Linked DNA regions of Homo sapiens: region 2 is linked to region 1. A link is an interaction called in ENCODE POLR2A ChIA-PET data of the cell type or tissue named here. Cell type or tissue: PC-9. All regions are shown on one strand. Region 1 has its middle 18 kb from the start of LINC02622. Region 2 overlaps MCU (mitochondrial calcium uniporter).

Region 1 (4,000 bases):
ATCAAAACATCCCATTGTACGGAATAAATATATACAATTTTATTTTTCAATTATAGCTCAATAAAGAAAAAAATTATTCACGAAATATTTTGAACATTCAAAAAAGAACATTTAGCCACTACCTGGACTGAACTGATGTTAACACTCGGCCAGGCTTCCCCCACTGGGGCATGCCAGTCCCTCCTCTGAGCATGCTGAATGTCCCTCTCCCAGGGCCCATGGGACTGCCACAGGGCAGGTGACCACATTCCCTGTCGCAAGCAGGGCCTTGGGAAGACAGGAGCAGCTTCTCTGTACGTCTGCACTGTCTCCTGTCACAGCCTCATCTGATGGCTCATTTACCCTTATAACTGCCCGGTGAGACAGGTGAAGATTTATTTTCTCTATTGTACAGAAGAAGAAACTGAGGTGCAGAGGATGAGGGATTCATCTGAGAGCACATGGCACACAGGAGGCCGTCAGTACTAGACCCAGTTCTGTCCCTGAAACAAGTGTTCTCTTCCCGATCGGCCCCTTGGCTTCCATCTCAGCTCCCCTCTCCTCTGGGCCTCAGGAGGGGCTGTTATTAACCATGCCATGTCAGTAAGTGGCAATTGGGACTGTCTCAGGCAAACTGGGCCACACCTCGACCCTACCTTCGAAAGTCCACAAGAGCTGATCGAGCTCCAGCATCACCTGAGACACGGGGCAGATGTGAAAGAGAAGACACCGTCCCTGCCCACAAGGTGTATGCAGAAGCCAAGATGCGTTCTTTCACGGCATTGAACGGGCTATATGCACCAGTGCCTCCAAAGCCAGGGAATATCAACCAGGGCTGTGAGCAGAAGGGCTGACTTTCTAGAGGAGGTGGGGTTTGATTGGGGTCTTGAAAAGCAATCCCTGATGAAGGAGAGAAGAGGGTGAGGTCCCTCCTGGCAGAGGGAACCCTACATTCGGAGGCTGAGGCTCAGTGAGCTTTCAGACAGGGTGAGGGATTTTGAGAGGTTAGGAAAGTAGGTAATAAAGACAGAGAAGCACATCACCCATGCATATATCCCAAAATGACTCAAATCCAGAATATGTAAAAAAAAAGAATGAGAAAAAAAAACTCAAATCAAGAACAAAATAGGCAATTCAATTTTTAACTTTGGCAAAAAACTTCAATAGACCATCTACAAAAGATAATACCCAGATGTCCACTTAATATGTGAAAAGTTGTCAACATTATCAATCATTAGGGAAATGCAAATTAAAACCACAATGAAATACCATTATACTCCCACCAAAAAAGCTAAAATTAAAAAGAAATGATAATTCTGAATTTTGGCAAGAGCTTGGAGCTAGCTACCAGAACTCTTGCACTGCTGGCGGGAGTGTTAATTGCTTCAACCACTTGGGAAATGATTTGGCAATATTTGCTGAAGCTAAGCACATGCCTGCATATGATCCAGCAATTCCAGCCATAGGTATTTGCCCAAGAGAAATGAAAGCAAGTGACTGCCAAATGACATGCACAAAAATCTTCCTCAAAGCTTTATTTGTAATAACCCAAAACTGAAAACAACTCTAATGCCCATCTATTGTAGAATAAATAAACAAATCATGGTACATTCATTCAATGAAATACTATGCAGCAATGACAAAGAAGAAATTACGGATACATGCAACCATATGTTTGGATCTCACAGTGGGAATGCTGAAGGAAAGAAGGCAGACAGAAGTGAGCGTGTGCTAAATGGGTCCATGCATATGAAGCTCAAGGTTAGATGAAATTAACCCTGGGGATCCAAGCCTCAATAGTGGTTACCTCTGGGCAGGTTACTGACTGGAAAAGGCACAATCAAACTCCTGGGCTGTTGCAATTGTTCTATATCTTGATCTATGAGCCTTTTACATGGCTGTATACACGTGTGAAAGTCCGTCAAGTGTGTATATATATATGTATGTATTTTGAATGTGAGCAGTTTATACTAAGAAATACCCCCAATAAAGTGGGGTTTTTTTTTTCTATCCCTCCAGGTGGAGGCAGAGACTGGAGTGGAGAGGGTGAGGGAAGCAGCATAACCACTTGGGAGGCTTTTGCAACATGAAGAAGGGAGAGTGAGTAAACCATCGGGAAACAGGTGCCAGGTGTGGGCGGGGCCAGTCATGCTGTGGGAGGCCAGTGGAAGGTGGCAGCAGCATGGGCAGGTGGTGGGGGAGGTGCTGGGAGGAGGAAGAGGAGCTCCACTGGAGCAGGCTGGGCAGGACTCCCCTGGGGCACTGAAGCATTTCAACACGCCCAGGTACCATCTAGAACGGGCTTCTGGGATCCCATTCCAATACTCTGAGCAGCTTCACATGGGGTGAACTCCCCACCACAGAGGAGTTCAACAAGAATAGTCAGCCCCATTTGTTGAGTCCTTCTGAGGCCCATGGTAGACCCTGCACTGCCACAGAGGTCAGAATGGGGAGTGCTCATCAAGCCTATGAAGCAGGCCTTATTCTTTTTTTTTTTTTTGAAATGGAGTCTCGCTCTTTTGCCCGGCTGGAGTGCAGTGGCGCGATCTTGGCTCACTGCAACCTCTACCTCCTGGGTCCAAGCAATTATCCTGTCTCAGCCTCCTGAGTAGCTGGGATTACAGGTGCCTGCCACCACACCTGGCTAATATTTGTATTTTTAGTAGAGACAGGGTTTCACCATGTTAGCCAGGCTGGTCTCGAACTCCTGACCTCAGTCAATCCGCCCACTTCGGCCTCCCAAAGTGCTGGGATTACAGACGTGAGCCACTGCGCCCCACCAGACCTTATTCTTCCTATTTTGCAGATGAGCAAACTGAGGCTCTGAGAGCTGAGTCGTGGTGTTAGGACTCCAGGCTGTCAACTCACCCTATCGGTGACCATGTCACACTAGGGGTGGATGACCACTTGTGAGGAACAACGTGGCAGGGATGCAGGAGGGTGGGGCCCACTGGGCTGGATGGCGCTGGGAGAATGGGCTCGGGAATCTGTAACCTCTCAGGGCTCCCAGGAGTCCTGGTGCTCCTCCAGGTCTCCTGGGAACAGGCAGGTTGGATAACTGTGGCAATAACTCCGCACCTGGATGTGGGACAGAGGGAGCCCCGCAAGATGTCAGGCACTGTCCTCAGCCGTCACTGTCCCCGCCCCTCAGTCCACATTTTACAGATGGGGCAGTGGAAGCTCAGAGAGGCCAGCCAGAGAATGGCAAGGGCCCCAGCCTTGCAGACCCAAGCCCAGCTGATCACATTCACCTCCACACCTCCCCCAGGCCCAGAGGGCTGGAGGGGCTTGCCTCCCTGGGGAAGGGCAGGGAGGACCAATTCTGAGAGACCCAGAGTGTGAAAGAGGGAAGAGAGAAAGAAATGGAGAGGCAACAAAACCGAGAAAAGCAGAAACCAGGTAGGGCAGGGCTGGTGAGAGGAGGGATGACAGGGAGCGCCCAGAAAGAGGCCGGGCGGGGGCGGTGAGGCGGGAGGCAGTGGTGAGAGGCGGGAGACAGAGCAGATGTTCACCAGCAGCTGTGAACTCCCAGACAAACACAGCTAACACAGACCTGCGGGGCGCGTCCCTGCCACCGTCAGCTCCCACCCGTCTCTTCCTCCCTTCCCCTCACTGCCTGCTGCCCCTCTGCCCCCCGGAGGCCCAGCAAGCTGATTTTGCCCACCTTGATCCAGGTGCCTAGGGCTGTAAATGGGAGGAGGATCAGCAGAGAGAGGGCCAGGCTCCCCCAGGGAGACCCCTACCCGGACTGTGTGGCCTTGGGCCTCAGTGTTCTCATCTTGGGCAGTGGGCCTCCAAGGACCCCGTCAGCCGTCAGGCTCTGAGCCACAAGGCATTGTCCCCTGCACCCAGCCCCAAGCCTGCAAAGATGCTCCACCCCTTTCACCCAGCCTCCTGGCTCCGGAGGGAAGCATGGCCAACTGTGCGACACTGACCTGGGCCTGGGTCTTCCTCAACAATGGAAGGGGCCAAAGAATGCCTGCAGCCTCTCCGTCACCCAGGCTCCGTTCCTGCAGCCTCT
Region 2 (4,000 bases), 1.9 Mb before region 1:
GAATGTAAATTGGGAGCACTGATAGAGGTATTGAATGTAATTTGCATATGTGAGGGATGTGAATGTTTTCTAAAGATGGCCATCACAATACATCCCATCTCACATGCTCAGCTCACAGTATGATCAAGCTGTTATTCCTCCCATCAAGAAGTGGGTCTTGAATCTGAGTAGGCCTGTCCATAAATATGGAAGAAGTAATGATATAACTTCTGAAGCTAGGTCATGAAAAGCAACACACCCGGATCTTTTGGGATGCTTACTCTTAGATACCAGCCACCATGCAGTTAGGAAATCTAAGTCACACAGACCACATGTAGATATATTCGAGCCTACAGCCCCAACCAAGGGCCCAGCTAATATAGTCAGCCTCGGTTAGATCTGTGTGAGGAAGTACCAGCCATCATCTGATTGTGACCATATGAGATATTCCAAGCAAGAACCACCTTGCTGGGCCCAGTCAACCCCCAACACTATTAAGAGATAATAATAAAATGATGGTTGTTGTTTTTGATACTAATTCTGATTTATTACAAAGCAACAGATAACCAGAACCCAGTATATTCCTGCTTTAATAAATTAAACCCTCATGGCCACAAAGGTATATAGGACTGTTTGCCTATTCAGTAAGTGGTCCGAAACTACTGGGCTTCTATAAAAATATTTTAATAGTTCCTCCATTTCTTCCTTTTGTTGGTTGCTCTCTCTTTTTAAGTGGTTTCAATATCTGGCTTCTCATCTGTGACTTTATTTTGCCTGAGGATTTGAGGCAGGCTCTCCCTCACCTTGGTGACAATGCTGATTTCTAGGTACCTAGCTATATTGTGGCAGTAAGCCTTAAAAAGCAGTGTAATCAGGCCAGGCACGGTGGCTCACACCTGTAATCCCAGCACTTTGGGAGGCCAAGGCGAGCAGATCACCTGAGGTCAGGAGTTTGAGACCACTGGGCAACATGGTGAAACCCTGTGTCTACTAAAAATACAAAAATTAGCCGGGCATGGTGGCATGCGCCTGTAATCCCAGCTACCCAGGAAGCTGAGGCAAAAGAATCACGTGAACCCAGGAAGCGGAGGTTGCAGTGAGCCAAGATCGTGCCACTGCACTCCAGCCTGGGCAACAGAGTGAGACTCCATCTCAATTTAAAAAAAAAAAAGAAAGGCAGTGTAATCATCATTGCCACTAATGTCCACTGGGCACTAGCCCTATAATGCACTGTACCTTACACACACTGATGTCATTCAATCTATGACGCAAACTCCTGAGAAGATCTTAACATTATTTAAGATGAAGCAAGCAGCCCCTTTTGGGGAGAGTGGGTGGGGGTGGGGGGGAGGGGAGAGGGAGAGTTATTGGGGGTGGGGCAAGCATAGAAATAAATAAAGGAAAACCCTGAGTTCCTTCAAGGGAAATTCCAGGCACCTGGCCCTGAGATGTCCCTGAGTTTTTCAAAAACCGGGAGTTTTTCATGACCTAGGATTCCCTGGGAACTGATCCACTGGCAGGTAGACCTCAGATATGGAAGAACTGAAGGCTGAACTCTGACCACCTTTCTTTGTTCTAAATTTCTTCCTGAGAGGCCTGGAGGGAGTCATCCCCAGGAAGCAGTTTAACATTCTTTTCCGCTGATTCCAAATTTTTAAACAAAGCTTCTCTTCCTTAAGCACAAATCGGAAAAGTTTTGACTCTACCTATGATCTGTAAGCCCCTGCTTCAAAATATCCTGTCCTTTTAGGCCAAAAACACTGTGTAACCTCCATGCATTGACATATGATTTTGTCTGTCACTTCTGCTTTCCTGAAATTTACCCCGCCTTTAAAAACCCTTACCTGTAAGCTACCAAGGAAGTAAGGATTTACGCATTAGCTGCCCGGTCCTCCTTGCTTGGTGCCCTGCAAATAAATGCCTTTCTTTCTGCCACTGCAAAATGTGTGTGGATATCTGGTTTTGCTGCTCCAGGCAAGTAAACCCCAGTTCGGTTTTATAACACTATTTTCATATTCACATGGAGATACTGAAAGACTTTACCCAAAGGTCAAACAGCTAGGAAGTGGAAGAGCTGGGATTCAAACTTGACTTCAAAATCCCCCCTCTTTAAAATTACTACATGTATAGCTGCTTTTGATAAAAGGAACTGAGGTAGCAATCTCTTCTGGATAGAATCACTTAAAAATCTTTTTAGTTTTTTTTTTTTTGGCATTTAGAAAGAATTTCCTACATAAAAGAAAACATGTTCAGAAGGGAAAAAATTAAAAATAAGTTCATGTAATTAATATTCTTACATAAAGATGCAGAGATAATTTTACAACTAGTATACCTGTACTCAGTTACTAATTATTCAGATTAGTTGCACCGGTGATTTGTGCATTTCAATAACTATGGGAAAGCACACTGGGCTGAAAGGCTTCCTGGGGATAAAAATAAAAATAACTTATCCTATATCTACACAAGCGATATAACTCAGATAAAACCTCAAAGAAAGAGAAAGAAAAGGCATAGCCTTTTCAGCACTGTTTCTTGAAAAGAGAAACATTATCTAAAGAGAAACATTATCTAAAGAGAATTCATCCAAGGACTGACATAAAAAACACTGACATTCTTCCCCTGGACTACGGTATAGATAGGGAGGTTGTGAAGAGAGTAAAAATCAAAAAGAAGTGAAATAATGAATACTAATGGATACGGTTTACAGTCTATACACAACATTAAAATTCAGTCCATTCTGCACAACTTTTTAACTGTGGTAAGAGAGAGCCAGCCAGCAGCTGAGCTTCATACATGTGATTTTAAGACACTATAGTCATTCCTAAATTTAAAGGATCTAAAATGATATAATACTCATCATTAATTTGAAATTGTTGGGAACAAGGCAGGGCAACAAAGGTAAAATGTGCCACTACTTGTTACCTCTTAACAATGAGAAGATGATTTCACTTTAAATTTTAATATATGTTTGCCACCCCTCTCCCCAACTTCTAAGACTATCAAGAATATAGAATATGAACACTATTCCTTCTGGGGAGAATAAATCACTCTGAAGAATATACACTAATTATATACGAATAGAGCAAGGCTTTCAAGATTTTAAAATGCTTCCAAAATACCTGATCTATCTTTGTCAGACCACAATATGTTTCCTTGTTTCTTAGTTCTCTGTAATAAAAATGAAAAGCACTATTATGATTTAAAATAAATACTGGAATGAGATCCTAGGAGATTACATTTCGACTGAAGTGGTGTTATTCACAAAAGAACTTCTGCAATCAAAGCTTTCTGAGCATAGTGGCATAAAGCGTGCCTAGTAGCTTTTATTATGTAGCACCAGCCTTCCCTAGATACAGAGCTATAAATAAATAAGTACCAGGGAATCCCAGGAATATCCAGTTATTTAATCAAGCAATCAGATATTTAATTTAATAAGAGATGTATACTTCAACTCTATACCTTTTATATCATCATCTCCAATCATCCACAAGATAATAGAATTCAAAAATAAAATACATCAGAATTATGTTGCAGTCTTTTTTTAATACCATAATTTCTAAGAGGAGTGTGTATGATTCACCTAAATTTCATTCCATTCAAAATCTTTAGATGTTTGTTTAGGCTTCTGGGAGTTATAAAATACATACAACATTCATGTAGCTTCTCCCCCAGCCCCCAACTGGGTGTGGAAGAAGGAAGAGGGAAGGCACTGGAATTACCTGAGAATTATTTCTCTTCTCTTTCTATAGCAAATTCCAACATTCAGTGGGTACAGATTCAGGGAATGTGTTTTCCCCCATCTTCTTTGGTGAATTTTGCAACATGAAAAACAGATACTAGACCTAGACCAAAATGCTGCTGTTGGGACTTCAATGCTGTAGGGTTAAGAAAGATACACAGAGTTCAGAATTCTGATGTGTACATCTACAGTTTAAATGTTCTATGATGTGCATGGCATAGAACAAGTTCCATATAGAGTCTGCTGAATCAAACCACTGTCTGAATTAGAACCAAAGCCAGC

Evidence for each region. ChIA-PET counts read pairs that join two places held together with the same protein. Peaks named below come from ENCODE experiments on the same cell type or tissue, not always from the same donor. Only the 100,000 strongest peaks of a DNase experiment are listed, where the experiment ranks them.
Region 2: POLR2A ChIA-PET joins it to region 1 with 11 read pairs; 1 of 35 experiments calls an interaction of 5 or more read pairs at or near these places.

Annotation. Positions count from the first base shown.
Region 1 is chr10:70,918,877-70,922,876 of GRCh38, reverse strand. No RefSeq gene overlaps it. Among named protein-coding and RNA genes, the nearest start is that of LINC02622, 18 kb to the left of the region's middle. In PC-9, no CTCF peak of the experiment used is centred here; a DNase peak (open chromatin) is centred at 2,196.
Region 2 is chr10:72,790,030-72,794,029 of GRCh38, reverse strand. All of the region lies in intron 1 of MCU (mitochondrial calcium uniporter), which reads right to left. Among named protein-coding and RNA genes, the nearest start is that of MIR4676, 71 kb to the right of the region's middle. In PC-9, no CTCF peak of the experiment used is centred here; a DNase peak (open chromatin) is centred at 1,649; H3K27ac peaks cover 3,260 bases.